Linked DNA regions of Homo sapiens: region 2 is linked to region 1. Evidence: chromatin loops called from intact Hi-C (ENCODE). Cell type or tissue: adrenal gland. All regions are shown on one strand. Each heading gives the region's core, and the rest is flanking DNA. Links, peaks and the distances in the headings are about the cores only.

Region 1 (11,975 bases), core at 1,461-9,460:
CCACACTTGTCTTTTTGCCACTCCTCTTCCCCCTTCCCCCTTCCCCTTTCCCCCAGCCCTCATTTGAAACCCTGAGCAGAATTTTCTGGCTTCTCCCCAAGAAGCTGTTCACTCCATTGCCCTGAATTCTGCAGCTGACAAACATCTATTGTCACCTCTGGTCCACTGGCATGCTTCTCTACCCACCCCATTGGGCTGTGGCTTCCTTCAGAGCAGGCTCTGTTTCTCCATCGTCTCTGAGTCCAGCCCAGGATCTGACTCACATGAACTGCCCAGGAAACATGGAGTTTTGGAGCATTGATCTGAGACTCCCAGGTCCAAAGACACTCCTTAGCACAGGGCCAGAAGTCCAGGAGAGTCTGGGGAGGATCCCTGGGGGGTTGAGATGTCTGAGCTGCGATTTCCTGCTTTATTCCTTTTTACCCACTGCTGATTCCCTGTTAGCCAGGCTAAGTCACAGCGCACTGTCAGAGCCTGGAAGAAGGGGAGCAGTGTCTGGCAGAGGATCTAGCCAGACTTGTGGGCCCTTTTGGCCAGGTCACTAACTGGGCTGGGCTTTCTGTAGGTGCTCACCCACCCATCACACAGACCACCCCCCCCACCGCAAGAGATGGAAGAACAAGATCAGCTGGGTTGGGGGCCCAGACCTGGCTCACTGGGGTTGGGCAGGGCAGTCTGGGATGCTGTCCAGATCCATCCTCGCATCATTCCCCAGGGCAGGAGCAGCCCGTAGTTGGCACTGACACCCCACTGTTGCCAGAGAAGTGAACCCTAGAGGCAGGATCAGACAGGCAGAGGGCCGTCATTCATCCATCAGCAGCAGGGGCAGAGAAGGAGGTGCTTTTAAGGGGCCCATTCACTCTGCAGCCTATGGGGAGGAACCCTTTACTGTCTCATGGAAACTCATCACTGCACAAAGAAGCCCCTGAAGGAAGGTGCCTCACTGTCTACCAGTGTGTCCCAGGAACCATATTGCAGAATTCTGGTCATTAGGGCAGCAATGAATTATGTCTCTTATCCAAAGCCATCTTTTATCCTTCCAAATCTCTCCACAAGAGTACACCCTTCAGGTCCGGAGATCAGCTAGATTCTGGAGCCCCAGCTGAGAACAGTTTATAAATTAAGACTGACCAGGAGACAACAATATCAATAACAGGACTATTTCATCTTAGATCTATCCTTTATGGCTTAAAAGCACTTTCACGTACATTAGCTCTTTAATCCTATGAAAGGCAGGGTTTGCTACCCCCATTTTACAGGAGAAGAAACTGTACAATTTAAGCAATATTATTATAAGTTCTGCCTTCCTATTGTCACTGGCCAAGTGAGGGACAAGAAGAGGAAACGAATGGAAAAGGGAGTGAAAGGGAAGGGAGAGAACGACCCAGGAGAAAGAAGCAGAGTGGACATGGAAGACTGATTTTAGCTCCTAGTCTGCCATCAGATTTGTATGTGACCTTGGACCAGCTGCTCCACTCTCTGGGACTCAGTTTCCTCATTCATAAATGGGAAGTCACAAAATTGAAGCCACACAGAAGCCTTCTGTGGTGAACGCTGCTGGTGAACTGAGAGGCACAGCATGCGTATAGAAGGGTGGAGTTGGGGGTTCTTCCTAGACTCTAGCCACACTTTGGGGCCCCCAAAGAATATGGGTTTCCTCTTGGGAATTCCTCTGGAAGTATAAGATAGCGAGGTCATAACATTTTAGATGTGCCTATTTGAGGCCAGTTGTTCCCCCATTTAATTCTCTCTGTGTTCCTCTCAGGTAGGAATTGTTATTTATGTCCTATGGATGAGGAGCAGAGGCTTGGAGAGATTCGGAGAGGAAGGACATCCACTGCATCCCCACCCCTGCCCCTAACACCCACATGAAACAAAATTCCCTGCCTGGGTTTTATAAGTAGGAGGGACTTATAAGAAGCTCAGGGCATGAATCATCTTCTGAGGAACCCTCTTTTAGAATTCTAGTCATTAGGGCAGCACTGAATTATGTCTCTCATCCAAAACCATCTTTTATCCTTCCAAATCTCTCCCTAAGAGTGCCCCCTTCAGGTCCAGAGATCAATCAGATTCTGGAGCCCCAGCTGGGAACAATCTCTAAATTAAGAGTCACCAGCAGCCAACAATATCAATAACAGGACTATTTCATCTTAGATCCATCCTTTATGGCTTAAAAGCACTTTCATATCTATTTTCTGTTTGATCCTATGAGAGATAGGGGTTACTACTCCCATTCTACAGAGGAAGAAACTGAGGCACAGAGGGAGGCTGATTTGCCCAAGTTTGCAGAGCTGGTCAGTGGCAGGGTCAGGGTAGAAACCCAGGTCTGTCTGATGCCAATATCACCGTATTTTCCTCTGCACTTTATCCCTTTCTGGGGACAGAGCACAATGAGGTCAGGGACGCCAAACAGGAACTTCCTAAATTCATAATTTTGCTGAGCTGAGCCCTAGAAATGGAGGGGTCCCAGGGTAGAGAACAACACAGGGGCAGAACAATACAGATACTAGGGACCAACTTGGGGACAGGCATGGGGCGCACATACTAGAGGCACAATGCCTATGAACCCTTTCTTCCAGGGGCTGCCCAAACTGCCCGTGCCCCCGCTGCAGCAGACCCTGGCCACGTACCTGCAGTGCATGCGACACTTGGTGTCTGAGGAGCAGTTCAGGAAGAGCCAGGCCATTGTGCAGCAGTTTGGGGCCCCTGGTGGCCTCGGCGAGACCCTGCAGCAGAAACTCCTGGAGCGGCAGGAGAAGACAGCCAACTGGGTAAGAGGGGCAGACAAGGAACCCATAGAAGAGGGGCGGGAGGCAGACCTGGAGACAGAGGGATCTCGGTGAGAGGCAGGTAGGGGACAAAGACAGGGCAGAAGGAGAGATGAGGGACAGGGATGGGGGATAGGTGTGGGAACAGGCAGGTGGCATGGATTGGAGGACAGGAAGGGACAAGGATGAGAAACAAACAAGATGAGGAATGGGAAATACGGATAGAGAAAGAGGCGGACAAATCGGGGACAGGAATTGGGACAGATGAGGACAGAGATCGCATTAGGAAAGAAGAGAGGGTGAAAGGCAGGAAGAAGACACCTGTAAGGACAGGCAGAGGACAGCGATGTAGCACCAAGCCACCAGGATGGGGACTGGGACAGAAGAAAGGAGACAGGAGGGCACAAAGGTGAAGGACAGGCCTGGTGGACTGGGAAGCTCCTGGCACATACCTGGGGCTTAGCATATATTTGTGGAATGAATGAATTAATGCTCTGGTGAAGTGTCCCGATTTTCTCTCGGGGCTGTCAGGATGGGACTGTTTGGGGGGATGTGACGGCCTTCCCTGCCCTCCCCGGCAGGTGTCTGAGTACTGGCTGAATGACATGTATCTCAACAACCGCCTGGCCCTGCCTGTCAACTCCAGCCCTGCCGTGATCTTTGCTCGGCAGCACTTCCCTGGCACCGATGACCAGCTGAGGTGAGGCCTTGGTGCTCCTAGCTCATAACCTGGGGACCCACCCAAGGCAGGGGCCCTTACCCCAGTGCCAGCAAAGAAAGGCCAAAGCTGGAGCCTCGGCTGAGCTTCCTGGGGTCAAATGCCCCGAGACAGTGGACGTCCAGGCCATCAGGTGGGGAGCAAGGTTAGGTGTGGCTGCACTCGAGTGACAATCACACAATTAGCCTTAGTCTATATTTATCTTGCAGTGGAATGGACACTCATGGAGGTCATGGGTCCAAATATCCCCACAGCCTCCACCTGGCTGAGGCCCTGGGAGGAGGCGTGTGTCCCTGGACCACGCCAGTACTTGTCCCTGGGAAACACTGCCCCAGGCTGTCTGAGAGGGCCTCTGCTTCCTTCCAGAGCCCCCAGCTCTAAACAGAGGCCCCAGAAGGCTGGAAACAATTCCTCCCTGCCAGCAGCCAGAGCCTGTGCCATCTGCTGTAATTTCAGAGCTCACTGAGCCGTTGGAAGGGCCTCTGGCCGCTAATGACAATGGAGGATGGGTGCAGGGAGAAAGGGTTTCCCTTCTGGAGTCACTCAGAGTCTGGTCTTAAGACCTGAGTGGGGCAAATGGTGGGGACGGTTTAGAGGGAGGGCAGACCAAAGTGGCCCGAGGACAAGAGGCAGGGCCCACCTCTCCTCTGGGCAGGGCTTAGCCATGCTAGGAAGACCTCCCCACCCCACCCTACCAGCTGGCCAGCCTTCCCTCCCACTGTAGCTGGGGTCTCCCCAGGGAAGAAGGAAGGTGTGGACAGATGAATGACTTCTGAAAACAGTTCTCACAATTGCATCTGAGGGGGTATTTTCCTCCTGGTGCAATTAAGCCAGGCCCAGAATCCTGGTATGACAGTTCCCGCTGCTCGTTTCTCCAGTGCCTTTCCCCAAGCACTCGATTTCCTTTTCATTAGTACCGGGGGGTGGGAGGAAAGGGACCAAATTACTGGCTTTTCCCAGGAGAAAATTTTCCACAAGGCCAGGGGTCCTGCCCTGTCCAGACCCAGGGCTGGCTTTTCCAAGGAAGAACTCCACCCTTCACCCTCCACCCCTTCTGGCCTGCTCTGTGGCCTCTCCTAGCTTCCGTCTCCCTCTCTGCTCCCTCTCCTCTTCAAGATGATTCCAGTTTCCTCTCCCTTCCCCAAGAGCTACTCGACCCCCAGTTCTCACCAAAGGACCATTTTGAATCCAAGGCTTGTGGTGGGCTCTCGGCATGGGGCTGGGGGGCAAGAACCACATCTGATTAGTGCAGGAACCACATCTGATTAGTGCACACGGGGGCGGCATACAATGGGCGATCACAGAGTTTGGCAGTGGGGATGAGGGAGGGAGGAGGGAGGGAGAAGGGAGGGAAGAGGAAGGAGATGGAAGGAAGAGGGAAGGAGGGAGGGGAGGCAGAAGGGAGGGAGGGAGGGAGGAAGCCAGGCCCTGGGAGGAAGGGCTCAGGCCTCCCTTCTCCCTGCAGGTTTGCAGCCAGCCTCATCTCTGGTGTACTCAGCTACAAGGCCCTGCTGGACAGGTAGGACTGGGAGGGTGGTGCCCTGTTCCAGCACAGTCTGCCTATGCGTCTATCTCCCTTGCAGGGACCTTGTCTTTTTCCAGCTCTGTATTCCCATTCCTGGCTCCTGGCACAGAGCAGATGTCCCTGCCCCAACCCACTCCCCCACCATCAGGATGACCTTTAGCCTGGCTGGCCTGTCTGTTAACTGTTCCTTTTCCTGTGGCAAGCACCATCCTTCCTTGATCTTTTAAAAATGTCTCCTCCCTCCACACATACGTGCACAGGTGGAGTGAATTCACTTGAAGCTGGAGAACACATAGGAAGGCGGGGAAGGAAGAGTTGTTAGAGTAAGGTGATGGGAGTTCTGCTTTGCCACTTGGAGGAATGGTGTCTCCAGCGGGAGACTGTATCCTCAATCCCACCAAGCTCAGTGGACATGAGGCTGTTCTGACAGATGGAGAGGGCTGCTCAAGCACCGCAGGCTCTCTTTGATTTTAGGAAGAAAGTCCCTCTCCTGGCCAAGCTTAGGAGAGCAGGAGGGTGTCTGAGAGCAGCAGGGAGAGTAAGCGGGTCTGGAGGACCCAAGTCTCTCAAGGTAGAGACTATAAGGGCATTAGAAGCTGGAAGGAGAGAGAGAGGCCCAAAGAAGCATCCCTTGCACAGATGAGGAAGCTGCAGCTCAGAGAGGTTAAGTAACTCATCCATGGTTACACAGCCAGGTGGTGGCAGAGCAAGGAGGGGGCAAGGGGCAAACTTCACTCTTTGTTCAACTTGACTCAATTCAGTCTTTACCCAGCCTTGGGACAGAGGCTCAGACCCACAGCCCCTTCCAGGGTAGGGCTGTTCCCTCTGGAGAGGGGCAGGCAGAGCTCCCAGACTGTCAGGGTGGAGCAGTTCAGGCTGTCCAGGGCATTCTGCACCACACGCTCCTGTGTGCTCTGCTCACTCCTCTCTAAATGCCATGGGTCACTAGGCCCTGGGCTGTTGTCTCCTCATGGTGTGTCTTTGGTCTCTCCCTTCTTCGTGGACAGCATTCTATTTCCTCCCAGAACTCGCCCCTCCAGCTCACCGTCCTGTCTGTTTTCAAACACCATTGTCTTGCTGGGCCTGGGGACTTGGTGCCCATTCATCACTGACTGCCCCCACGAGACCACTTTCCTTCTGATCCCAGACTTTCACATGTGTGTGCACACTCACACAGACACGAATACCCATGCATATCCACGTGGAGGTTCCCATGTCCAATGATTGAAAAGGACTTAAGACTGGAACATTTTCCTGAGTGCCTGTTTTGAACCTTTAATTAATTAATTAATTAATTTACTTATTCACTTTGCAATGTAGTTATGCTGGGAAGAGGAAGAGAAATAAGGCCTCATCCTCCCCTCAAAATGTCCTTAGACTATTGGGCAAGACAGTCACTTAAACAGACACAAAATACAGCTGTGTCCCTTCCCCTGAGTCCCACACTCGCTCATCCAAGCCTCAGCCATCCCCACCGGGGTGTCTCTCAGTCATTACAAATGAGCCAGGAGAGCTTCGCCTCTCCCTCCCCATTCCCCAACTCCTCCCATACCTTGTCGAGCCATGTCCGTAAGTGCACCAGCACATGCCCTGTTGGTGAGTCTGGGAACCTAGAAGTCACCTGTGCTTGTTCTGCTTTCTCCCTTGCACCTTCATGTAACCCATGGTGCTCAGATGTGGTCATTCTCCCTCCCCACTGTGTCCCCAAGCTCCCTCCTCCTTCCCTGCTGCCCTCACAAGACATCACGTTCCTTCTCTGCCACAACCTCCTTCCTTGTTCTTCCTGTGACACCTTTCAGTCCATTCTCCCCATATAAGCAGGGTCAGTAAAACAACAAAATGGAAACCCAGTCATGCCCCTGCGTGCTAAAGCCTCCCAAGGGCTTTCACTGCACCAAGAATAAGGCGATAGCTCCTCTCCACTGCCACTGGAGCCCCACAGGACCTGGCCTGCCCACCTCTCTGGCCCTGTCTTCACTGGGCCTCAGCCCCACTGGCTTCTCTCTGCCTTTGATCAGTGCTTCTCAAGCTGCCTCTGGGGAAGAACCAATATATTTTCTTTCATTTTGTAAAATTTGTGAAAAACAACAAAAAATTGATTACTAGAAAAACGGTATGAAATATGAGACCAAATGTTTTATTACAGGATTCAACAGACATAAAACTCCCATCACATTGCTACAAACATTTCTGGGTTCAGGCATTACACCAAGTCATGGGTCAGTCACAGCAGTTCAGTGCAATACTCATACTTTGAGTTGCAGTGCTTTGGGACACTTCACCCTTAGGGCTCAGCTCAATCAACCTGCCTCAGTGAGACTGCCCCTGGTCACCACCTCCTGTCCCTGCCAACACTCTGTCTCACTACCTGACAGTCTCCTGTTCACTGGTTTGCTGCTTGTGGTCTACTCCCTACCTACACATCCTAGGACTTACACCCCAGTAGAGCAGGAGCTGCATGTCTTATTTGCTGCCATATCCCCACATCCCAGAATGGTGCCTGGCCTATACGGAGGACGTGCTTCACAAATATTTGTTGGCTGAAAGAGTGGAAGGAAGGAAGGATGGATGGACGGATGGATGGATGGATGGATGGATGGAAAGATGGATGGATGGTGGATAGATGGGTGGATGGTGGATGGATGGGTCGATGGAAGGATGGATGGATGCTTGGTGGATGGATGGGTGGATGCAAGGATAGATGGATGGTGGATAGATGTGTGGATGGTGGATAGATGAGTGGGTGGTGGGTGGAAGGAGGGATGGATGTTTCGTGGTAGAAGTATGGTAGATGTATGGATATATGGATGGATGATGGATAGATGGATGGGTGGATGGATGGAAGAAAGGGAGGGAGAAAGGAAGGATAGGCACAAGGCATGCTGAGACCAGAGGGAAAAAGAACTTCCTGCATTGACCTCAGAAGAGGCTTCTAAAAGAGATGATAAAGGAGTAGGCTCTTGAAGGAGGGGAAGGAGTTTTCTGAATAGAACAGTTGAGTTCTGGGGTTGGGGCAAAGGCACGCCGAGAGAAGATCAGCATAAGCAAAGATGCAGAAGGCTAACTGGCAGGCTTTGCACATGCCGTGCATGAGGCAGAGGTTTGAGAAAACTCTGAGGGTCTCCACGTGTTGTGGAAATGGGGCCTCCACTACTTTAAAAAGTGGAGAATTGAGCTCTGCATCTGCCATGATGATGCAGTTCTGGGTTCTGTGCCCCATTTTGCCTGATCAAGTTACAATAAAACCCATTCTCTGTCTCCCCTCACCACCCACCATCCCCTCGTGGCTGCCTCCCTTCCCACTCCTCTCCTTCAGCCACTCCATTCCCACTGACTGTGCCAAAGGCCAGCTGTCAGGGCAGCCCCTTTGCATGAAGCAATACTATGGGCTCTTCTCCTCCTACCGGCTCCCCGGCCATACCCAGGACACGCTGGTGGCTCAGAACAGCAGCATCATGCCGGAGCCTGAGCACGTCATCGTAGCCTGCTGCAATCAGGTAAGCAACCCCTTGTCTTGGTGAGGGAGGGCACAGAGCATACAGTGGCCATGCGTTCACGTCCATTACCTTCTCCGAGGGGGCTCAGCCTCCTTCCCTGAGTCACACAGGGAGCTGGGGCACCATGTCTCCAAAGTGGGGCCCCTACTTCCAGTCAGTCCCATGTCTCTCCACCAGTTGCCTTCTAAGAATGAGAGCCGTCAGTTTGAGAATATCCTCACTGGACTCTCACTTCAGCACTGATGCACTGAGGGTCATGATCGAGACCTCCACCTGTACATCTGTTCTTTTCCATGCAGTCACCCAGGCTCTGGCCTTTCTGGAGACCACACACAGACAGACAGTGTTACAGACTGACAAATAGGACCTTTCATGTGTCAGCCTGTGGGCTCAGCACTTAACATGCATTCATCCCACTTAATCCTCACAGTGACCATGCAGAGGGGGCCTTAGGATCTCTGTGTGACAGTTGAGGACATGAGACTCAGACAAGTTAAGTGGTCTGTCCAAGAGTGGGAAGGAATCCTGGGTCTGGCCAGTGCCCTAAGGTCATGCTCTACCCCCTGCAGCTCAGGTCCTCAGACTGGGTTCCACAGAGCCAACAAGGACCCATGGGTCCTGGGGGACAGGCTGAGCATGAGGGCTCCTGACCTCTTCCCTGTGCCCACTGCACTATATATTCCATATATTGAGCTTCACATAAATATTTCCTCTGACAAACAGTTTTGTTTTTGTTTTTGCTTTGCTAAAACCCAAGTTTGGCAACCATCCCAGGGACTCCCCTGGTACTTGCTCTACAATGTGATCCTGGGCTCTCCTCACATTTTTAGTAAGTTGGGAGCTCTGTGGAGCCCTGACATCTGAGGGCAGCTGTGACCTCTGTTCCTAGATTTGAAGGCCATCTAGGAGCTCTCGCAGCCCACCTGACACCTTGGCCATAGACCAAGGACGTTTCCCCATCTTCATTCAAAAGTCAAGCCAAGTATTTCCCAGCTCCCACAGGCCACCGTATCCACCTCTTCCAGACATGCTCTGGGCCCCTGCACAAGACCAGGCCATACAGACACTGCTAGGGGGTTGGAGGGGAAGGGAAAACAAGGTACTCATGTCAATCAGCTGAAAAGTGTATCTTGACCTGGGTCTAGGAATAGACCCTTCACAAAGCCCAAGGCTCTAGCCTTCAAAGCTACAAAATGACAAAACCACAGGGCTGACATACAAAGCACATGTAGGTATACATGTGAAGGTGCACACACATGCACACATGTGTAGGTGCACATGCACGCATGGTGTGTGTTGGTTTTCCATTTTAATCTTCCTCTGCATATGATTGCTGGCTTGCTTTTTTTCCTCCACTCACCAGTGTGTTTAAGGCCCATCACTGTGGCTCTATCTGTTGCTAATTCACTCTTTTCAATGGCTGGGTAGACATGCCCTAGACATATACACCACATTTCACTTAGCCATTCCCCTTCTGGAGAACAGTGAGGCTCTTGCTACCATTTTGCTGTTGCAAACAAGGCCGAGAGGCACATTCCTCGTGTCTTCCGGTACACACGGGTACGTTTCTCTAAGCCTCAGGCTAAAATATGCATTTATAAGTGCAATTGCTTAGTCATAGGTATGCACATTTTTAGTTTTGATAGACACTGCCCTCCAACAGTAGCTGTGCCAATTTATATTCCATTCCCCACAAACATAATGGATTCCGTGAACCATGAAACACATTTTCTTTTGGCTAAGTTTAATGTTGCCTTCTTTGATTGGGGGCAGCGTGGAATCCAGCACAGTCAACAGCCTTGGCTTGGTCCCTAAACTGAGACTAGAACCACCAAACACCTTGGGAACCTTGGGCCTGAGCATCCCTGCCCCAAGCTTACCTGTGAAGGCTGAGTGAAGGCCTGGTGCCACGGGCCACCCAACAAGTGACATGTTTGACCTGTTTACCCCACAGTTCTTTGTCTTGGATGTTGTCATTAATTTCCGCCGTCTCAGTGAGGGGGATCTGTTCACTCAGTTGAGAAAGATAGTCAAAATGGCTTCCAACGAGGACGAGCGTTTGCCTCCAATTGGCCTGCTGACGTCTGACGGGAGGAGCGAGTGGGCCGAGGCCAGGACGGTCCTCGTGAAAGGTCAGCCGCAGTGCCCAGCACATCTCCATGCCCATCTCATGCTCGTGCCCATTGGCTTTCCCTCCTCTAGGGTTGGGCCAGGGCCTCATCCCCATCAGCCATAGTGTGGGAGCTCAGGGCCCACAGCATGCCCTGCGGCCAGCCACAGTGCCTTGCCACCGAAGCCACCTTTTGTGCCCTCGTGTTCCATCTGACAGTATCTGGCTTTCTTGGTGGGACTAACTAGTGCTGGAATTGGGGATGTCTGAGAATACTGGGCGGGGCGGGGGAGTTAGCTGGAGGAAGGCTGGCTGCAAGTGAGCAGGTGTGTTTTCCTGGTGGGTGGCGCTCACTGATAGTGGCTGGGGGAGTCGCTGAATGGGGGTGTGGGATGGAGCCTGCCTCTGGGAAAGTGGTTCACCACCTCTTTCACCTGATCTCTCCATCCTGGGACTCTTCATCTTCAAGCTGTCCCTTATCTTGTGGCACTGTTCTGATGAAAGTCTCCAAGCATTCCCATAAGAAAGCCAGGAATATTCTTGAAAATTTTTCATCACCCTTCTGGAAACTACTTTCAAATCCAAAGCTGGTCCTATTCCAGGAGCTGATGGAATGCTCTCCTTCCTTGCCCATGTTAGAGACACTGGATGAGAAGCAAGACTTCTGTGAGTCTTTATTTACCCCTCAGAATTTTACTGGGTCAGGCAATCTATTCAGACTCTCCACATCTGTTACTGAGGGCCCTGGGCTTGGCTCAGGGAGTATGGGAGACAAAGGAGTTGAGGCCTCTACCCAAGAGCAGCCCCATGATGGGAACAGGAAGAGGGGGCATGGGGAGGAGACTCACATCCAGGTGCATGCAGTGCTGACCCACTTCAGACAGGCGTCAAAAACGTGCTCCAGGACTTCAGAGAGGGGACGGAGCCCTTCCGAGTGGGATTGTGAAAGGCTCTGTTAGAAGAGGTGGGAATGGAACAAAGCCCCATGGCATGAGTGAGAAAGGCTGGAGGGAAGGATGGTACCCAGGCAGGCAGACCAACCCTGGGCAAAGCCCGAGGCCCAGCAGGGACACACCCACCTTACCCCCAGGGTGAGGAGGAGAATAGCTGCCCAGCAAAGGTGGCCTGAGCCGGATGTACTGGGCCTATTTTTTCTAACAGCCACTTGCATTTTCTGGTCTCTCTCTAGAAGGGTCTTCCCCCAGATCCAGCTGGCTCCTTGCCGCACGCAGAGCTCAGCCCAGGTGTCCGGCCTCAGGCCTGCCTTGGGCATCCTTCCCGCACACTCTGTCACTGTGGCCCGTTCGCTTACCTTGACTCTGTTGCTCACTCTCTGAGGACAACTTTGCATTTGTTT
Region 2 (11,975 bases), core at 1,206-9,205, 140 kb after region 1:
TATTTAATATACAGTTTTACATCCTTGTTCTTCATTTTTGAAGTCAAGGGTTAGATCACTGTCTGCTTCTTTCAGCCAGCCAGGAAAGACACAATACACAATAGCTGCTGTTTGCTCCTAGGTGGCCCACAATTGATGGGTCCTCAGGCCAGAAGGGAACCCAACCCTGCTCACCTTCCCTCTTCCATCCCCAGGTGGGTGGTGTACAGGGAACTCTGTTCCATCCCACAGATTGGGCAGCTCATTCAGAGGCAAAGCATCATTTCCATTTGCTAATGCCCCCCTGTACCCTAGCCTTGCTGTGGCTTGCTGCTGCCTCACATTTCCCTGACGGAATACCTCCTGCCAGCAGTTCCCAGAGATATTCCAAATGATTACGCTTGTTATGGCCTGAACACCGCAGCAGTCCTCCAATTAGTCCTGTCTGGTCAAGACCAAAAACACACACCATCACTGGGACTCTGACAGAGCAGGGGCCCAGCATGGGAGAGCCTAAGTCTCCAGGAGGAGCAACTGGTGGGGGAGAATTGTTTACTGAACCATTCATTCCATAAACATGAATTAGGCACCTGCTGTATCAGTCCCTGTTCTCCCAGGATGCCCATTCTAGAGGAGAAAACAGAATTAACAAGGGTTAATCTACTCACCCCTCATTCAACAGGCTTTGGAATTGATCCCTTACTAAGTGCTCCTCCACGTACTCGGGGCATGGTGTGTGCAAGGAACAGACCACAAGGACACAAGTCAGTATGCACAAAAAAAAATTCAAGCAGGTGGTAAGTGCTCTGAATGGTGATGTGGCAAAGACTGGCTAGAGGAGTAGGTGCCGCTCAGTAGAGGACAAGGAGAAGGGCTCTCTGGGGAGATGATGTTGGAGCTGAGACCCCTTCCCTTCAGTGCCTGGCCACACCCCAGGAGCCAGTGCAGCCTCCCAGGCTGTGCCTCAGCTGCCCCTCACCTGGTAGGCCCGGATCAGGGACTGCACAGCCAGGTGGTCCTCCACCAATTTGCTGGTCTTGGTCCGACTTGAGACTGCAGACCTGCTCTCATGGACAACAGAAGGGGGCCGTGGCTGAGCAGAGCCAGAAAAGGCTTCCTCGCTGGCTTCCCTGAAGAAGCTGTCCCAGGACTAGGCAGGGCAGAAACAAGAACGCAGCCAGGTCAGGGCCTGGGAAGAGTCAGGGGTGGCCCAGGCTGGGGCCCCAAGGAGTGTCAGGTCTTCCTTGAGGACCACAGCTCTCAGGGCCTTCCCAGGGTGCCTAGATGTACATACAACGATGTTCCCTGCAGAACTGTTTACAAAAATTGACAATGTGAAAACAACCTACATGGCTATCCATAGAAAACTGGCTAAATAACGATTTTACATTTAGAATCTGGAAGATTACACAGTCTTTTAAAAAGGTGCTTTCAGTATTGTGGACATGGAATATTGCCAAGATACGTTTTAAAGTGAATGAAGCAGAAGAGGATGTATGGCTGCTACTCTCTGTGTAGAAGCAAAAAGCAGATGTGAACACACACAGGCATTTGCATGTGTTTTCCATAAGAACAATGTAAAAGCGCTTTCCTCCGTGCACTCCCATACGGCACTGGTGGGAGACTCAGTTGGTACAATCCCCATGGAAAGCAACTTGGCAATACCCATCAAAATTATACACAGCCACTCCTGGACCCAACTATTCCACTTTGGGGAATTTACCCTACAGATGGCTCTGCAGGTGCAAGATGATGAAGGTGTAAGATGATGCACTGCAGCACTGTTCGCCACAGTCAGAGACTAGAAATGAACCAGATGTCCATCAGCAGGAATAGGGGTGGCACATACATGCAATGGAATACTACACAGCTGGACAGAGTGAATAGTGAGGCTCTTCATGTACTGATATGGAAAGATCTTGGAGATACATCACCAAGCGAAAACAGCAGGGAGCAAAACAGTATGTGTTACAGGTTACTTTTGCGTAAAGGGAGACAAATCCAGAGTTACATTTGCAGTAAGTTTACCTAATGCAAGTCTTGGAAAGGATATAGAGGACACTAAGTTGGGGGACAGTGGGAACTGAGCAGATGAGGATAGATTAGGAGGGAGCTTTCTGACTGTGTAACTTCTTATACCTTCTGGCTTTGGATCATGTGACTGCACTGCTTTCCACTGCAGGTGAAGGGGTCAGAGAACAACTTCACTTTTCACCCTCCCATCTAATTTAATTTTTTTCTTTACTATCAGCAAGTATTTATTTTATCAGATCAATACATACACAAACACGTATGTCCCTAATTACATACAAAGGAGCATATGGAGGCAGCATAGCACGACAAAGGGGGCACGGCAGGGCTCAGGTGTGGCTGAGCAGGACATGGCCAGGGCCTCTCAATCAAAACCACCACCCACTGGCTGATTCAGCAAAGGGAAAGCAACAGGCTTTGATGACTGAGGACCTGAGAGGCAAAGAAACCTGCCCAGGATCACACAGCAGGCAAGCTGCTTCTCCCCACTGCCCTGCCACAGCCCGGCCCCCGAGGGCTTCCCTCCCTTGCGGTGGCCCAGGGTAGGGTGGGGATGCTGACCTTGTGGACACTCTGGGGGTTTTCCAACCAGGCGAAGTACATCTCCTCCATGTAACTGGAGCCGCCTCCACCTTTGCTGCTTGGGAAGGTGGCCGGTGGCCCGGAGGACCTGCTGCGCCAGCCAAACACCGGGACGTCATGTGCAGCCAGGAGCCTCGCAGCCTGTACCCCAAGACGGGACGGCAGCAGCCTCAGCTGACTCATTCTGGACACAGGCAATGAAGGAGAGGCATAAATGGCAGGACCAAGACAGGAAGAGGCTCTACCAAGCCACTGTCCGCTCATCAGCACTTGTCATTCCCACTGGGCAGATGGTGCTGGGCTAGGCAGTGATGAGACTGGGAATGTGACACTCTCCCAGCCCCCTGGGCTTACTGTCTGGTGGAAGCTCCCAGCTCAGTAAACTCTATCAATAGATATCAAACAGCCCTGAGCCCCAGCCCTGCTGTGCCACACTCATCCCAGACCACACTCCTTCCCGGATAGTCCCCAAAGCCTGTGCAGAGACATGAACTCCCCAGGCCCTGCCTCAGGGAGCACCCACCTAGGTCCTGGAGCCCACTCGGAGAGCCACAGGGCAGGTGCAGGGAGTACCACCAAGAAGGAGTGGGTCTCAGGCCCACCACCCTAGAACCAGGGCAGGCAGTCCTCCAGGGGTCAGGTGTGTTGTGCATGGTCAGGGAAAAGCAGGGGCAAAAGCATCCAGTGAGCACAGGTGTCGGGGGTGATAGAGGCACACTATCTCAGGAGGGCTGTGGCTCTAGTCATTGCGACCAAAAGTGACCAGTGACTCCCTGTGACTGCAATCCTGGGCCAGAGTGCCCTCTCTCCCAGGCCCAGCCAGAAGGCTGGTGACACTAGGCCCAACAATAGCCCCACTTCATTGCAGGAAGGGCTAAGGTCTGGAGGGGCAGGAAGAGTAGAATGGAAGGCAGCCCCAGGCCCAGCCCAGCGCCACTCAAGACAGCTAACAGTCCAGGCAGGTACAGACTGGAAGCCCACCCAGACCACGGGGAACCAGGCCCTGCAGCTCATCTCACCTCACTCTGTCACCTGTGCCTTCCCAGGGAAAATATCTAAATCTTGGGCTTTCAGTGATGGGGGCTTTCTCTATTCCGCAGACGGTAAGAGTTCTAAGAGCCCTCTGCCAATCCTGGAGAACCCCCCAGATATCCCTATCCAGGCAGGTTAGGGGTTGATAGGGCCTACTGAGGTCCCAGATCACCCCATACCCCTGCCACCTCATCCTACACATGATGTGTAAAGTGGGACCTCTGTTCCCCACCCTACAACTGTGAGCAGAACCCCTTCCTCTGCTCCAGCACAGCCACTGCCATAGAGCAGCTCCCCATGAATACCAGCTAATGCCCTCCTGCCCAGACCGCCCAGCTTGTAAGCTGGGTGCAAGGACCACCCCACAAGGGGTCGCCCAGGCGGGAGGAGTCCCCTACCCCTGGACAGCTCAGGCCCCAGAAAATGTGCATTCTGGGGTATAACTGGCTTCCAAGTACTGCCCAGGCCAGGCCCTGAGCCAACGCTCCTGGTCAGGTGTGCTCAGCCAACACCTGTTGCACCCTTCTGCCTCACCCCTGCCATCAGCTCAACCATGTCACCAGAAACTCACTGGCTGGACTTTCCACAAAAGGTCAGGCCCCACCAGAGGGCAGGGCACAGCCCTCCTTCTAACTCACATGAGCCAGAGGAAAGGGGTGATGTCACCTCAATGGAGGGAGGACAGGCTCCTGGGGCAACCAGCAGCAAGCCTGAACAGAGAAAATTTTCAAAACAAAAAAGATTCCACTGCAGGGAGGAGGGAGGTGAGCTTGGGAGCCTCTGAGTGCCCCCAAGTTTCCCTCCCCAATGCTCAGCCCCTGAGGCTTCGGGTCATGTGGCCCAGCCCACGAGCCAGTGATGCCAAGCCCTAGAGCGCGGGGCACTTGGGGCCGGCTCCTCTGGGAGCAGCACCTCTCCAAGTGCCAGGCATGAGCTCTGGGGTCAGGCAGCCAGGGTCCCAACTCCTGTTCCACCTCTGACTATCCTAGAGGCCTGGGCAAAGAGAAGGTCGTGCCAGCCCAGCTGGCCACTAGGCCCAGGAGCTCCTGAAGCATCAGGGAGAATCTTCTAGAGCATCAAAAAGAATCCACAACCCAGGACGCTTTATCATCCCCAGTCTATGGCAAAGGAAACTAGATATCAAGACCATCGTCATGGGAATAAACATAATAGGCACCGTCAGGAGCACTGATTCTAGGACAGATACTGTGCTCATTTAATCCTCCCAACATCCCATGGGGTGGGCACTCATATCAGTTCCACTTTATAAACAGAGAAACTGAGGTGCAAGAGGCTAAGCTGGCTAATCTGGTGAGTGACAGGGCTGTGTGGGGTTCCAGCGACTGTGCCCTGATCACTGCAGTCAATATGTAAGCCAGATTTCTCTTAGCGATGCAGTTCCCATCAGCTGAGCCAGAGCTGCTCCCTCTGCCAGCGCCACTCCCACCCCCACAGGGGAATGGGGCAGTTTGGGCCAGATAGGGACAAAGTCTGGCTGTGTCCAGAATGGCCCGGTGCAGGAACACTGTTTTATAAACACTAAACAGTCTGGGTTGGCCACTGGGCACTGTTGTGACCTTGACCCAGCCTGGCAGGAGGGCAGCCTGCCACCCACCCCCACCTGCATCCCAGCAGGGCATGAGGGCTCAGTATCTAGAGCCAGAGCCCAAGCCAGCCCTACTAGTTCCTGCCCATACAGTCAAGGACAGCAACAAGGAGTGAGAGTCAGGTGCCCTGTGCAACCCCCTGCCCAGTCCAGACTCCAGCAGAGTTGCCCTGGGTATCTCTTGGGGGTCTCTTCTCTGAGGACAAGGTCACATAGCATCCCCAACCCAACCTCAGAACCTCAACCCAACCCCAGAAAACTGCCGACACCATGGCCACTAAGACTCCCACACACACAACCCTGTCTGGGGTGCCCTAGTGAGGACTACTCCCTAATGCACCCATTGCAGAGATCAGTAAACAGAGGCCGGGAAGGGTTCTCCCCAGAGGGCCCTCCAAGCTGGGCAGCAGCAGAGCCTGGATTCTCTCAGCAGCAGGTCTACTCTGACCCCACTTTCTGAGAAGCAGATGAGCTTTTGCTCAGCAACAAACCGCAATTCTATTTAGTTGGGGCCTGTTCCAAGACACTGGGGAGGGGCTGCTAGGGCCTGCTTGAGCCAGGTGGCCGAGGGGCGTCAAAGGGTCTCTCCGGTTCGGCGAATGCGTACTGCAGCCTGCTGTGGCCTCGGGATTACCCCGTCCCCCTCCCACATCTCCCGGGGGGCGGAAGAAGCGCATCCCATGCAAGCAGCGACCTCAGGCCATGCCGCCCTCTCTCAGGCCTCAGTTTTCTCATCTGTAATCGGAGACCGCGGTTAAAACCGTCTATTAGGCTCCTTGGTAGTCCGAAGCTGCCTATGGGTCCCGCCAGGTGCACAGCGCTGACCCTCCCCATCCCCCGCACAGCCCTCGCAGCTCCGGGCCCTCCCCTGGCCACGGAAGGCGCGGGGCAGTCTGAAGTCCTCGGGCTGGAGAAACCCACCGCGAGCACCCGCTCCTCTGCGCAGGACCCTGGACTAGCCGGGTGGTACGCGCGCGATGGGCTGGGGGTCCCGGGGGAGGCCACGGCCAGCCAAGGTCAGAGCCAAGGTCACAGTCTGTTCCTCCTCCCCCTCCCCCCGGCGGGGCCAGACTCAGGGCTGCGGGCAGCGGCGCCCCAGGACCCAGGAGAGAGGAGCTGTGGGGCCGGTCCCCAGGACGGCAGGAGAAGCAGCGGCGCAGGGACCGGGAGGGGGCGGGCCGCCGCGCTCACCGGGCGGGCGGGCCGGGTCCGCGCTGCAGCGAGGTCCGGAGGCTGCAGGTCAGGGGGCTGCGCGGAAGGGGTGCGCGCGCGCCGTGCCAATTACCTGGGTCACGTGACGCAGCCGCCCACGGGCGCGCGCCCCTGAGACTCCGCGCGTCGTGACGTCTCCATGGATGCCCCGCCCCGCTCCTGGCGCTGTCCACGGTGCTGGCGGCCCAGGCCCGAGGTCGCCCACGGCCGAAGGGGGGACTCCTCTCTGAGACCGCAGAACGGGGCTGAGGCCCTGAACCCCGTGTGCTCGTCCTAAAACTAGGACGAATGTACCAGACGACAAGCAGCCTTTGTGTGTAGGAGAGGATAGGTTTTGTTTTGTCGTCTGTAAAATGGGAATGCTATGAAAAGTTCCACTATCTTAGGGATGTTTTGAAAAAAAGATGAGATAATGCGTGAAAAGTGCTTACCCCAAATCTGATACACATTTTACCCATTCATCCTCCCACTGATGGTGACCCAGGCTGTCCTCACCACCCCGTGGCCACAAACAAGGCTGCAATGAACTTCTTCATACACATTCCCTTAGGATCCTGCGTGGAACTTTCTCTGGGATAGAGATCAACTTTCTAATTATTATCAGAATAGCAGATGCAATGTCCTGTTATTGTTTTAATCTGCATTTCTCTGGTTATCAACCATTTGCATCTCCCGTTGTTTGTTAGTTTGGGGTTTTCTGTTGTATTTTTTTCAGCTTTCTGTTGGGTTTTGTTCTCATTTAAATGCAGGGATTTCTTGTATAGGAACATAACATACCTGTGGTTCAAGTTGCCATCAAATCTCTCCTGGATTATCGCAGCAGCCTCCTAACTGGCTTCTCTGCTTCTACACTTACACTCTTGAATTTTAATCTCAAAACTACAGTATGCACTTCACAAGAATATATTCAAGTACATATCAAACCAATTAATATGGTTGCTTGTCGAGGGAGGAGGATGGGGAATGTGGATATGAGGTAATTAATCAATTACCCAGATCACTGCTGACAGAGTGCCACGAAGAAAGGAATACAACTAACTTCTGCACCTGAAGTCTCCCAAAAGTTCTTTATTTGGAGACAGTTAGGGATACATGTGGTCAAGAATCTTCAGCACTTAACACAGCACTATCATGGTATTTTTCAGTAAATATTTGTTGAATGAATGACTGAGTGAGTAAATGGACACTTGACTTGGATCCTGAAGGATGAGTAAGATTTTATCTGGTGCAGAAGGGCAGGGTTCATTGGGAATTCTTTGGACACAAGCACCAAAAATGACCTGGCTAGCTTCAGCCGAAAACGAGTTGATATGAAGGTTGTATATAAGGCAACTCACAGAATCAGAGGAAAGCTGAAAATTTACTTCAGGAAGCAGGGCTGAGCCATAGAGGAACTGTCTCTTCAAGGCTCTTCTGTTTTTCAAAATTCAAATTCCGGGTGAGAGGCAGTAATGTACTTGCAGTAGAGACGGAGTAAGGTGGCCAGATTTGAGAGACTTACGGGGATCAGCTCCACGGGGTTTAGTGGTTGACCAGATATGAGGGTGGAGACATAGATAACTCACAGGTGTCTGGCTTTAGTGACTTGGGCACAGTGGAACTTCTCAGTGAGCTAGGGAAAAGGAGAAGCTGCAGTTTGGGGTAATAGTGGAAAAGTTTACAAGTCAGAGTCACCGATTAAGAAAGATGGAAAGCCTGACACAGAGCAGCAGGCAGGAACAAGGCTCTTGCAAATCAAAAGGCTTCAGAGCCTTTCAGCCTTCCAGCCTAATTGGTGTTCTGCTAATTGCATTGATTAAAGCAAACATTTGGGGCAATCAACGCTCCCATGAGGGTGGCTGCCATTCTCAGAAGCCTGAGAGGATTAGTGGCAGTGGCTGTAGGCTTTGCAGAGATCTTCAGAAACAGACACCTTTCTTTTTTTCCCATGCCTGTGGCGTGTGTGTGTGTGTGTGTGTGTGTGTGTGTGTGTGTGTGTCAGAACATGGAAGTTTTTATTTATTCTAGTTGTACAGAACTTAAATGATACAGAAGGATACAGAACAAAATGTGAAAAGCCCCCTTCCACCTGCCCCAACCTCACCTCTTTTTTTTCCTTCCAGAGATAACTACTGGCCAGTTTGGCAAACATTTTTACAAAATTGTTTATGTATTTATATCCATATGCTTCTACAAACATATACATAAAAATATGAAATGGATCACACTAGAATATAGTTCCACGACTTGTTTCTTTTTTTCCCTTGTCTTGAAGATTTTTATTTAAACTCAGTATGTGTAGGACCACCTCATTCTTTTTCATGGGTATGTTGTATTCATTATAGGGATGTATGGTGACTGTATGTCACTTCTCTCCCATTGAATGAACATTTCCATTTCTTTTGACATTTACAGAAAAAAAAGGAGAAAAGAGTCCTCCTATATATTCCCTTTAGTACATGCAAAACTACTATGGTAACATTGATTTCTCTTTCTTTCTTTCTTTCTTTCTTTTTTTCTTTTTTTTTTTTTTTTTCAAGATGGAGTCTTGCTCTGTCACCAAGGCTAGAGTGCAGTGGCTGGATCTCAGCTCACTGCAACCTCCACCTCCCAGGTTCAAGCAATTCTTCTGCCTCAGCCTCCTGAGTAGCTGGGATTACAGGCTCCCACCACCATGCCTCGCTAATTTTTTTATTTTTAGTAGAGATGGAGTTTCATCATGTTGGCCAGGCTGGTCTTGAACTCCTGACCTCATCATCCCCCACCTTGGCCTCCCAAGTGCTGGGATTATGGGAGTGAGCCACCATGCCCAGCCTGATTTCTAAATTAAGTTTAACAATGGGTCAAAAGATATATATTCTTTGCAGTTTAATATGTATAATAAATATCTAGTAAGACCGTTCCACTGAATACTTCCTCATTAGTGTTTTTGAGTTCCCACTCCCTTACATCCTTGCCAAGATTTATTATCAGTTTTCTTTCATTTATGCCAGTCTGATAGGTGAAAAATCACATTTTGTTTTAGTTAGCATAAAACTGATAAGCGAGTTTGAAAATCTCTCTTTTTTTGAGGTGGAGTCTCGCTCTGTCACCTAGGCTGGAATGCGATGGCGTGATCTTGGCTCACTGCAAACTCTGCCTCCTGGATTCAAGCTATTCTCCTGCCTCAGCTTTCCAAGTAGCTGGGACTATAGGCACACACCACCATGCCCAGCTAATTTTTGTATTTTTAGTAAAGACAGGGTTTCATCATGTTGACTAGGCTGGTCTTGAACTCCTGACCTCAAGTGATCTGCCCGCCTTGGCCTCCCAAAGTGCTGGGATTATAGGCATGAACCACCGCACCCGGCCTGAAAATCTTTTTATATGTTTTTATATGTTTCTTTTTATATGTTTCTTATTTTGTATTCTTTTTCTACAAATTGCCTATTGATAGACTTTGCTCATTTTTCTATCAGGTTGTTTATATTTTGCTTGAATTCACATAAACTCTGTACATATTCTGAATAAGAATATTTTGTAGGTTGTAAATGTTGCAACATTTCTCCCAGTCTGTCACTTGTCTTAACTTTGTTTATAGATGCTTTGGCCACATTTTCATAGCTTTGATTACAGTCTATTATTATAATTTTTCTTTTATAGTCTTACTTATTGTTGTTAATCTCTTACTAGGCCTAATTTATAAATTAAACTTTATCATAGGTATGGGCCAGGCATGGTGGCTCACACCTGTAATCCCAGCACTTTGGGAGGCCAAAGCAAGTGGATCACCTGAGGTCAGGAGTTTGAGACAAGCCTGGCCAACATAGTGAAACCCCATCTCTACTAAATATACAAAAAATTAGCCGGGTGTGGTGATGGTTGCCTACAATCCCAGTTACTCGGGAGGCTGAGGCAGGAGAATCACTTGAACCCAGGAGGTGGAGGTTGCAGTGAGCTGAAAGAGTGCCACTGCATTTCAGCCTGGGCAACAGAGTGAGACTCCATCTCAAAAAAAAAAAAAAGAAAAAGAAAAAGAAAAAAAAATTATCATAGGTATGTATAGGAAAAAACAGGGTATATATAGGGTTTGATACTATGTGAGGATTTGGGCATCCATGGGGGCCTTGGAACGTATCTCCCCAGGATAAGCACAAACTACTATATAAAACATTTCTATCACCACAAGGATCCCTCAAAATGCCCTTCTATAGCCACACCTATTTCCCTCCCACATCACCTCCTCCTTAACCCCTCCAAACCATTAATCAGTTCTCCATCTCTATAATTTTGCATTCAATAATGTTATATGTAAGTGGCATTATAGGGTAGGTAGGCTTTTAGGATTAGCTTTTTTTCATTCAGTATAGTTCTTCGGAGATTCATGCAGGTTGTTGTGTGAATCAGTCATTTGTCTCTTTTTATTGCTGAGTAGTATTCCATGGTATGGATGTACCACAGTTTGTTTAACCATTCACTCATAAAGGGCATCTGGATTGTGCTCAGATTTTGGCTATTACAAATAAACCTGCTATGGACATTTATGTTCAGATTTTTGTGTGAACATAAGTCTTCATTTCTCTGGGGTAAATGCCTTGGAGTGCAATTGCTGGGTCGTATGGTAGTTGCATGTTTCATTTTTTATAAACCTTCTGCTCTTTTCTAGAGTAGATGTGCCACTTCACAGTCCCATCAACAATGTGTAGGTGATACAGTTTCTCTGCATCCTCACCGGCATTTGGTGCTGTGTGTTACCCATCCTGATAGGTATGTCATGATATCTTATTGCGGTTTTAATTTGCATTTCCCTGATGGCTAATGAGCATCTTTTCACGTGTGTGTTTGTAATCTGTATATCCTCTTTGGAGAAATGTCTCTTTATGTCCTTTAGACCTTTTCTAATTGGATCACTCTTTTTTTTTCTTACTGTTGAGTTTGAGAGCTCTTTGCATAGTCTAGATGCTAGACTTTGTCAGATACGTGATTTGCAAATATTTTCTCTCGGCCTGTAGCTTGTCTGTTCATCCTCTTAGTAGGGTTGTGCACTGAGCAAAAATTTGTAATTCTGATGAAATCCAATATATCATTTTTTCATTTTATGGCTCATGTTTTTGGTGTTTAGTCTGAGATTTTTTTTCACCTCACCCTAGATCCTGAAGATTTTCTCCTATTTTTCTAGAAGTTTTATTGTTTTACATTTTGCATTTTGGTTCATTATCCTTTAATTTTTGTATAAAATGTGAGATTTAGGCTGAAATTCTTTTTTTTAACCTATGGACGGTCCATTGCCCCAGTACCATTTGTTGAAAGGCTGTTCTTCCCCCATTGAATTGCTTTTGCACTTTTGTCAAAAAATCAGTTGAGCACATTTGTGCGGGTCTGTTACTGGGTTCAGCTTTATGGAGATATAATTCACATACCATACAATTCACCCGTGATATAATATATCATTCAATTCTTTTTTAAGCATATCCATAGAGTTGTGCAACCGACTGTGCAATTTTAGAACATTTCATTATCTGACAAAGAAACCTTTGAAAGGGGAATTTTACCACCTTAAGAATATCAAGTTGAT

What was found. A loop is a pair of places that touch in the nucleus more often than their neighbours do. Peaks named below come from ENCODE experiments on the same cell type or tissue, not always from the same donor. Only the 100,000 strongest peaks of a DNase experiment are listed, where the experiment ranks them.
Region 2: a loop joins it to region 1, with 2.5 times the contacts of the local background. A loop is called at or near these places in 2 of 110 quality-filtered maps.

Annotation. Positions count from the first base shown.
Region 1 is chr10:49,617,146-49,629,120 of GRCh38, forward strand. It overlaps CHAT (choline O-acetyltransferase), which reads left to right. Exons shown (of 15, transcript NM_020549.5): 3 at 2,580-2,771; 4 at 3,350-3,468; 5 at 4,952-5,005; 6 at 8,328-8,508; 7 at 10,463-10,640. Among named protein-coding and RNA genes, the nearest start is that of CHAT, 9.1 kb to the left of the region's middle. In adrenal gland, for the core only: no CTCF peak of the experiment used is centred there; no DNase peak of the experiment used is centred there; H3K27me3 peaks cover 121 bases.
Region 2 is chr10:49,755,818-49,767,792 of GRCh38, forward strand. It overlaps OGDHL (oxoglutarate dehydrogenase L), which reads right to left and starts at 6,506. Exons shown (of 23, transcript NM_018245.3): 1 at 6,422-6,506; 2 at 2,572-2,776; 3 at 959-1,129. The coding sequence starts at 2,775. RefSeq lists enhancers at 2,128-2,639, 2,640-3,149 and a silencer at 6,257-6,466. In adrenal gland, for the core only: no CTCF peak of the experiment used is centred there; DNase peaks (open chromatin) are centred at 4,297, 5,265, 6,354, 8,224 and 2 weaker places; H3K4me3 peaks cover 755 bases.